Linked DNA regions of Homo sapiens: regions 2 and 3 are each linked to region 1. The links are chromatin contacts, found by Hi-C or POLR2A ChIA-PET in ENCODE. All regions are on one chromosome and are shown on one strand. Each heading gives the region's core, a stretch centred on a gene start or an enhancer-like site at or near the end of the contact. The rest is flanking DNA. Distances are from core to core; before and after follow the strand shown.

What was found. A loop is a pair of places that touch in the nucleus more often than their neighbours do. ChIA-PET counts read pairs that join two places held with the same protein, here RNA polymerase II (POLR2A). Pooled maps may share reads with other maps.
Region 2: a pooled map shows a loop between it and region 1 (2.2-fold over the local background). The contact joins the enhancer-like site here to the promoter of RHOD in region 1. A Hi-C loop is called at or near these places in 1 of 50 pooled maps. POLR2A ChIA-PET finds 5 or more read pairs at or near these places in 3 of 52 experiments (H1, PC-9 and activated naive CD8-positive, alpha-beta T cell).
Region 3: a loop to region 1 is called in a map of PC-3, with 2.6 times the contacts of the local background. The contact joins the enhancer-like site here to the promoter of RHOD in region 1. A Hi-C loop is called at or near these places in 2 of 168 maps with a recorded cell type or tissue (PC-3 and mammary epithelial cell), 10 of 37 single-sample maps with no recorded cell type and 5 of 50 pooled maps. POLR2A ChIA-PET finds 5 or more read pairs at or near these places in 5 of 52 experiments (A549, H1, MCF 10A and 2 more).

Annotation. Positions count from the first base shown.
Region 1 is chr11:67,055,398-67,058,097 of GRCh38, reverse strand. It overlaps RHOD (ras homolog family member D), which reads right to left and starts at 1,251. Exons shown (of 5, transcript NM_014578.4): 1 at 1,064-1,251. The coding sequence starts at 1,195. RefSeq lists silencers at 1,113-1,182, 1,193-1,352.
Region 2 is chr11:66,919,787-66,922,486 of GRCh38, reverse strand. The region is part of intron 3 of PC (pyruvate carboxylase); the gene reads left to right. It also overlaps the pseudogene RNU7-23P. Among named protein-coding and RNA genes, the nearest start is that of MIR3163, 13 kb to the left of the region's middle. RefSeq lists enhancers at 398-1,338, 2,439-2,538. Within about 2 kb of position 1,373, at least 3 of the 41 ENCODE cell types and tissues checked have a DNase peak (open chromatin) inside an H3K27ac peak, as active enhancers do.
Region 3 is chr11:66,882,115-66,884,814 of GRCh38, reverse strand. All of the region lies in intron 3 of PC (pyruvate carboxylase), which reads left to right. Among named protein-coding and RNA genes, the nearest start is that of LRFN4, 26 kb to the right of the region's middle. RefSeq lists enhancers at 1,364-2,101, 2,102-2,700. Within about 2 kb of position 1,359, at least 12 of the 41 ENCODE cell types and tissues checked have a DNase peak (open chromatin) inside an H3K27ac peak, as active enhancers do; they include PC-3 and Panc1, where a contact is called at or near this core.

The DNA of each region.
Region 1 (2,700 bases), core at 2-2,501:
CTTGAACCCAGGAGGCGGAGGTTGCAGTGAGCTGAGATTGTGCCAATATCACTCCAGCCTGGGTGACAGAGTGAGACTCTTCTCAAAAAAAATAAAAATAAAAAAAAAGAAGAGATGCTGGAAGCAACTCCATGGACTCCCAGGACAACAGGGCTGAGAGGCGGCAGAGCAGGGGCCGCCTGGTGCCCGTGGAGTCTGCCTGGGCAGTCAGTGAGCATGTCAGGAAGGATTAACGGTGGGCATGCCTACAGCGCCAAGGACATGCCAGCTACCGCACGGGAGCTGCCTGTCAGCCTCCCCTGGGCTCCACTTCACCACTGCCCTACAGTCCCTCTACCCCATGGGGTTGTTGTGAGGAAACTGAGGCTCAGAGAAGCTAAGCAGGTTACAAAAGGGCACGGGGCTCAGAGGAGAGCAGAGACGCGGGCCCAGCAGCTGAGGCTACAGCTGGCGTGCTCCCACCCTCCAAGGCAGAGCCCATGGCATGTGCTTTCCAGCGGCAAGAGCTGGAAGGGAGACAATGTTTCCCAGGAGCGACATGTGCCAACTCTCCGTGAGTCCTTCCTGTGCACAGGCCGGGGCTGAGTGCTTGAGGTCTATTAACTCTCTGTCACAGTGACCCTGTGTGGTGGGCACTGTCACTCACCTGTGATGTAGTGAGGGACACAGGCACAGCAGGGTTAGGGGACTTACCCAAGGGCACACAGCTATAAGAGGCAAAGCCATAATTTGAACCTCGGCAGTCTGGCTTCCAAGCTCTCAGGCCCTCAGCGGAATTGTGTGGCCAAGTGCTGTCTTAGGATCTTGTGTGCACCCAGGTCGCCTCACTCAGTCCTTGTGACACCTCTCCCCGGTGGATGCCATTCCTCCGGCTTTACAGATAACATCACTGAGGCCTTCATTCCCAATGGCTGGGGCGGAAGAACTCTGCCCTGGACCCCAGGCCCCGCTGGGACACCCCTCGGAGGCCGGGTTAGGCGCACAGCCTGGGCCGCTCCGGCACGGACCTGTACACCCGGGCGCGCGAGCGGAACCGGGCGAGGCGGAGGCGCGGGGCACTCACCTCGGGGAAGGCCCCATCGGCGAAGACCATCAGCAGCGACGTCTTCCCGCAGCCGCCGTCGCCCACCAGGACCACCTTGACGGACCGCACGCCTGGTGGCGCCTCCTCACCCGCGGCCTGGGCCGCCGTCATCCCGGGGCCGGGCGCTGAGCGGGCGGGCGGGCGGCTGCGGCGCAGAGACCCAGACTGCGCGGGGCAGGCCCGGCGGGGCAGGAATGTGGAAGGGGCGGGGCGGCGGGAGGAAGTGCGAGCCGGGCGCCCCGAGAGCCAGGTGAGAGGCCCGGGCGGCTGGGCTGGGGCCCTTCCTCTCCAGGCCGTCTAGGTCCCTGAAGAAACGCTGCCCGAGCACCTACTGTGAGCTGGCCGCGCTGGGGCCACGGGAGGTCGGAAGGGAGAAGACAAACAGCGGGACCATGACAGTGGGGGCGGGGGTGTGCTCAGGGGCTGGGTCCCAGATCCCAGGCAGGAGCCAGTGACCTTTAGTGAATGAATGAATGAATGAATGAATGGTGCATTTCCCCAGGGGTCTCAGGACGCAGCACAACACAGGCGTTTCATGCCAGGTGGGAAGGGGATGACCCCCTTCACTGGCCCCACCAGGCCTGGCCTGCCCCCTCCCGCAGCACCAGGAAGCTCTGCTGCAGGTGGGCAGCCACCTGACACCGTGGCTGGCCACGATCTAGGGAAAGCGATAGAACCTTCCCTCTGTAAAGTGTGAGTGTTTCTTATTATTGCACCATGAGATGTCCCCCTGGTGCCCAAGGGCCCGGGGACCCTGAACTGTTTAAGACAAAATCCAGGCCCTGCCTTGAGAAGCCCACGGCTTAGAATGGTAGACACGCAGGACATCAGTGTGATCAGAACTACAACGGGAGTAGGGACAGGCAGCGGGACGGGAGTAGGGGAAAAGAGCTCCTCGCCCACGTTGAGGGAGTCAGGAAACCTTTCAGAGTCTTGAGGAAAAAGTGAAACACAGTCAGATGGGGGAGGGAAAAGGTGTTCCACCGGAGACAGCGGCACGTGCGAAGCTGCGGAGGCCGGAGCGGAATGCTGCCCCCCCACCCCGCCCCCGCAGAGGGTGAGGCTCGCTTGCACAGTGGTGCAGCATGAGGAGCTGGTGCTTGCTCAGTGGAGCACGTTGGATGCCAGCAGTAAATCCAGCATTGAACTGGGAACTCATTGTCACCTGATCTCTCCACTTCTCCTAATGGCCAGAGTTGAAATCTTTTAAAAATGGGCACAAGGGTCTTCCCAGATCTTGGACTGAGTGTTTCTATTGAAGCTTAAAAGAACAAGGGGCAGACGTCATTAGGTTCCCCCTAATTTATGCTGGTCATGACATCCCCCCTCATGGAGTTCCAAGTCAGGCAGGTGAAAAAGCACCTTCAACCTCCTTTAAACTCACTGTGGTCTAAAGAGGCAGCCAGGGCAGGAGTCACTAGGTGGAGAGGCAGAGCCCAGCTCCTTGACTCCTCTGCCCGGCTCCCGCTCCGGGCTGTGGTCTGCAGGCTGGATGGAGCCCCACTTGGAGGGAAGGATCCTCCCCAGCACAGCTCTGCCTTTCCAGGTGCCCCTTCCTCCCCGAAACTGCCACAGGGCTCGGCAGTGACTTGACACTGGGCTGGGCAGGTAGCTCC
Region 2 (2,700 bases), core at 124-2,623, 140 kb after region 1:
TTCTCCTGCTTCAGCCTTCCAAGTAGCTGGGATTACAGGCGCGCACCACCACGCCCAGCTAATTTTGTATTTTTAGTAGAGATGGGGTTTCACCATGTTGGCCAAGCTGGTCCCGAACTGCTGACCTCAAGTGATTCGCCCGCCCCAGCCTCCCAAAGTGTTGGGATTACAGGTCTCAGCCACTGTGCCCGGTCTAGGCTCATTGCTTTTTCCAGCCAATGCTGATGACTGAAAGACTGTTTTAATCTTAGAATGGTGCAGTTATTTATTGAGTGAAAGTTCAACTGTCTGTAGCTGTCTCCTCATCTTTCTTGTCGTTATTCTGTTTAGATTTCCAGCCCCACACTCTCCTCTCTGACTTAAGACTCTCTGAAACCCCTTTACTTCGTCAGTAAATCTATTCTGGGATTGTAGGTGCTGGTTGGGCTTTATGGGGACAAAGGGACCCCTACCCTCATTCACAAGCACAGGGGAATTGTCATGAGGAAGATGGGGTGAGGGAGAGAACTCCTTGCGAGTGATGTCACAGTGGGCAGCTTTCTCTTTGTAGATCCTTGACAGTCAGATCTCAGGGACAGTTCCAAAGTGTGGGGAAAACGAGATTAGAACTCTTGGGTGGTTTTGGATCTGCTGTTTGGTTTTTCCTCATCTAGAACTAAATTTATATAAAAGAATACAACAGTAGAATAATCATGGCAACTAAGTTTGTTCTGCTGTCCTGGGGCCTCTTCATGTATTATCTCTACTTACTGCAACAGCTCTGGAGGTAAAAGGCGTTACCTTGAAGAAACTGAGGCTCCAAGGGGTGAACTGCTTGTCCAGGGCCATCCAGCTCGGGAGTGGCAGAGCTCAGATCTAGGCTCCTGTCTCCCACCCCACCGCCCATGCCCCTGCCTTCCCCTGCACCAGAACAAAGCCACCACCCCCAGAGGGCCGTGTGTTTGTGCTTTTATTTCCCTGAATGGCTCCAGGTTTTTGCTTTGTCATTTCTGTGCTTGTGTCCTTTGCAGAGTCTTTGGCTTCCTTTTATTTTTCCTACCCCAGTAGCATCTGACGCAATGCCTGGGGTCTGGGAGGAAGCAGGGTTCTTTGCTTAGACATCTTGGTTTTCATCTGTTTTACAAAATTATCCTTGGCCTCTGTTCTCTTTTTCCTTTTATTTCCTCCCTGAAATACTGGTTCTTTAAGGCTATCGGGAAAAGAAAGATAATCCTACCCAAGAGTTTGAAGAAATGTAAAGGAGAAGTGTTTTTAGCAAGCAGCTGGGTTTTTAGCGGGGTCGTTTCCACGCTCCGTGTTGCCCTAGTGAAAGTGGTTTGTCTTCCTCACGACTCCAAGGGAACTGGCACATAAATGGATGCAGTCAGGTGGCCGTTGAGCCAAGGGCCAAGTAAGGCATTTCGTCCTCAGCCACGTTGCCCTTGCCTCATGCCTGTATTTCTGTTCTTTTTTTTTTTTTTTGAGACGGAGTCTCGCTCCGCCACCCAGCCTGGAGATCTCGGCTCACTGCAACCTCTGCCTCCTGGGTTTAAGCAATTCTCCTGTCTCAGCCTCCTGAGTGGCTGGGACTACAGGCACCTACCACCATGCCTGGCTAATTTTTGTATTTTTAATAGAGACGGGGTTTCACCTTGTTGGTCAGTCTGGTCTCAAACCTCAGGTGATCCACCTGCCTCGGCCTCCCAAAGTGTTGGGATTACAGGCGTGAGCCACCACGCCCAGCCTCATGCCTGTATTTCCATGTCCTGAACATGTTACATTTGCATCCAGGCCCAGCTCTGTTCCCTGAGGAGGTTGGAGTTCTGATACCCCACAGAAGGAAGGAGTCAAGGCGGGGAGGCTGCTTGGAGGAGGGTGCGGCGAAGACAAAGAAATGGCTCTACGATTCTTGGGATTGCTGGGAAGCTGTTGCTTATAGGGTTGGCTCTCTGTCCTCTCTGATGCTCCAAACAGGTCCCCAGGGGACAGGCCTTCCCGGGGCTGCCACTTTCTCCAGTGTTAGGTCCATATCCATTTTCCTGTCCCCCTCCGCTTGTCCCAGCTTTATCATCCGAGATATGGGGCTTCTTTCCAAAGGTGAATTTAAGTTTCAGGTTTTCCTAACAGTTTCAGCTGTTAGGCAGGGGCTTGTGGCAGGAAAAAGAAGACAGAAATTTCTGTTGCCCATAGGAGGGTGACGGGGTGCTGGGTAAATACCAGTTACAGGGAAGTTCCCTCCAATGAGTAGCCTGGCACCTTTCTGCAGGGTGTCTTCTGAGCCAGCTGGATTCATCGTGTTGGCCTGTGAAGTCTGAGAACACCATCTCTCTCGTCTTTCCCCTCCTCCCCTCCTCTGTGCCACAGCAAGAGGCGTGGTATACTCTGGGTCCTCCCTCATCACTTACACAGCCTTCTCTCTGTGTTTGATTACCAGAATGAGCCAGCCTTGTTCTGAGTCCGTTCATTCATTTATTCATTCAACAACCGTTTTGTGCTAGGCACCATGGTAACCTACATTTCAAGGCTGTAACTGCTATTATCAAGCCATTTGCAGAAGTTTGGGTCACTGATGTGCCTTTGACCTGATGCCCATTTTCTAAACCCAGGCATTCCTCTTGAGTGATACAGCATCTCTGTACCTCTTCTCCAGGACTTATGGCTTAGGTTTTTGTTTTTATTTTTAATGGGGCTTTCTGGCAAAGACCTGAAAGCCTGCTAGAC
Region 3 (2,700 bases), core at 110-2,609, 170 kb after region 1:
ACTCAGCTTCCCTGGTTCCCATTGCCAGGCTGCGTCTGAGTCCTTTTGGGCTTTAGTGACAAAATACCACAGGCTGGGTGGCTTTTAAACAACAGACATTTATTTCTCACAGTTATGGAGGCTGGAAGTCCAAGATCAAGGTTTCAACATATGGGTGTGGGGGGCACAGGCACGCTCTGCATTAGTCTGGGAGGTGCTTTTTGCTGACCTTGTCCTTCAGACCCTCTCTCTGTCCTGTCAACATCACTTTGGGCTCTAATCAATATGTATGGGACATTTGTGTGTCCCACTAGTGTGTGTGTGCTGTTCCCAGGAGGGGCCAAGCCTTACTAATCTTTATCTGAATGCTCCATAATATTTCTAGGTAAATCTTTTTTTTTAACTAATTGATTAATTATTTTTTGAGACAGAGTCTTGCTCTGTTGCCCAGGCTGGAGTGCACTGGGACCATCATGGCTCACTGCAGCTTCAACCTTCTAGGTTCAAGCAATCCTTCTGCCTCAGGCTTCCAAGCAGCTGAGACTATCTATGGGCACCACCATGCCCAGCTAATTTTTTTTTTTTTTTTTTGAGATGGAGTTTTGCTCTTGTTGCCCAGGCTGGAGTGCAATAGCACGATCTCAGCCCACCGCAACCTCTGCCTCCCACGTTCAAGCGATTTTCCTGCCTCAGCCTCCCAAGTAGCTGGGATTACAGGCGTGTGCCACCATGCCCGGCTAATTTTGTATTTTTAGTAGAGATGGGGTTTCTGCATGTTGGTCAGGCTGGTCTTGAACTCCCAACCTTAGGTGATCCACCCGCTTCAGCCTCCCAAAGTGCTGGGATTACAAGTGTGAGCCACGTGCCAGGCCACACCCAGCTAATTTTAAAAAGTTTTTTTTTTAATTTTTTGGCAGAGACAGGATCTCAATATGTTGCCCAAGCTGATCTCAAACTCCTAGACTCAAGTGATACCCCTGCCTCGGCCTCTTAAAGTGCTGAGATTACAAGCATGAGCCACCACGCCTCACGGTGAATCTTAACAGCCTCATGCCACTCTGCAACCTCATTGTGACCTGAAGTATTTCTTCACTGATTCATTCCCTCAGACATTTATTTAGTTCTGGTCTTACGCACTGTACAGAGTGCCAGGGAGATGTGGGGACAAAAGAGACCAGGGATCCTGTGCCCAGGGCCCTAACAGTGTCTATTAAAGGAGACAAGACGGGTCAACAAATCTTTATAACATTAAATGCTCTTTGCTGAGGACACAGACGCCACGGAGACCTCATGGAGAGCCCCCTGAGCAGGACGATGGGTGGGGCACAGACAAGGACAGAGCTGAGGGAGGTGGCTGCCCGGGGAATATAGGGAAGGCATTCCTGAGCCTACTCCTATAGGATGTGGAGGAATGGGGACAAGTGACCTTCCCATGTGAGCCCTGCCCACACCCCGTGCTGCAGGGTCGGCAGGAAGCTGGCTCCTCGTGCGCCAGGGGGCAGTGTTGGCCCTGAAATTCTCACTGCTTTCCAGTGAGGCTGGGATGGAGCAGCCACCTCACTGCAGGCCCTCGGGACCCCTCACTCTGCTTTCTCTGAGACCCCCTTTGTCCCCCAGTCCACAAGTCCCGAGACCATGGCGCCAGTCGCCTCGGTGCCACCCTTTCCCCCTCGGCTGCTCCTTTGAATAGAGGGTTGCCAGGGCGATGAGGAGCCCTGCTGGCACTGTTCACTGCTGTTCGTCGCCGCAGTGCCACTTGGAGCAGCCGGCGCTCCTGGGGGCCCAGAGCCCGGACAGCTGAGCCTCGGCGAGCACCCGTGCTGTGTCTGTTTCCGTCTTTGGTATTGTCTCTCTCCTGTCTTCTGTGTCTGTCACCTGCATTGTTTCCAGCGTCCTCCCTTCTGCCCCCCCTGCCCAGAAATCTCAGCCTCAGTCTGTCCTCTCTTGGGTGCTTTGATATCAGCCGTGGCAGCCCTGAGAGCCAGGTGGAGTCGTTCTTTCATCTGTCCCTCTTGGCTGCCAGCCCTGGGGCCCGTCGGACATGTTTAGAGCAGAGCCGCCTGGGGAGAGCGGCCCCATCCGTCAGAGCTGCCACCGCCGCAGCCCCGAGTGCTCTGCCAAGAGCTCTTTCTTTCTGGTTCTGACCTGCTTTCACTGGCAGCTGTGGAGCCCAGCTGGGGCTAGGGGCACAGCCTGGTGCGGGTGCTGGTGCTGGGGGCAGCTGGGCCCATAGGAAGTAGGTGTGTGGAGCTTTGTTGGTTCGGAGGTTCCTGGGGCCTGTTTCTGAACCACACTTCTTTCTTCTCTGCCCTCTGCTGCTCTCCAGCACACCTCTGAGGATTTGCTGAGGGACCCAGGTGCTCTGCTGGGCTTTCAGAACCAACTTGCTGGCCACCCGCCCCTGAAGCAGGGCCTGGTCTTTCCCTTCCTCTGCGGCCTCTTGCCCACTGCTGCCCTCTGAGGCTGCAGGAGACGCTCTGTGAGGACAGGAATATGTAGGACGAAGCGATGTGGGGCCTCAGCTGCAGCAGCTCTTAGGTGGCGCCCTGCCCTGGTCCCCAGAAAGGCTGCTGAGCACTGGGGCCACGTTGTTGTCTGGAACAAAACTTGGGGGATGATGGCCTGACAGCAGGATTCTGTGCTCCTTCTGGTTGCAAGAGGCATCCTGGGAGATGTAGTTCAGGTCTGAAGTAGTGGGATTTCAGGGACATTTTGATGATT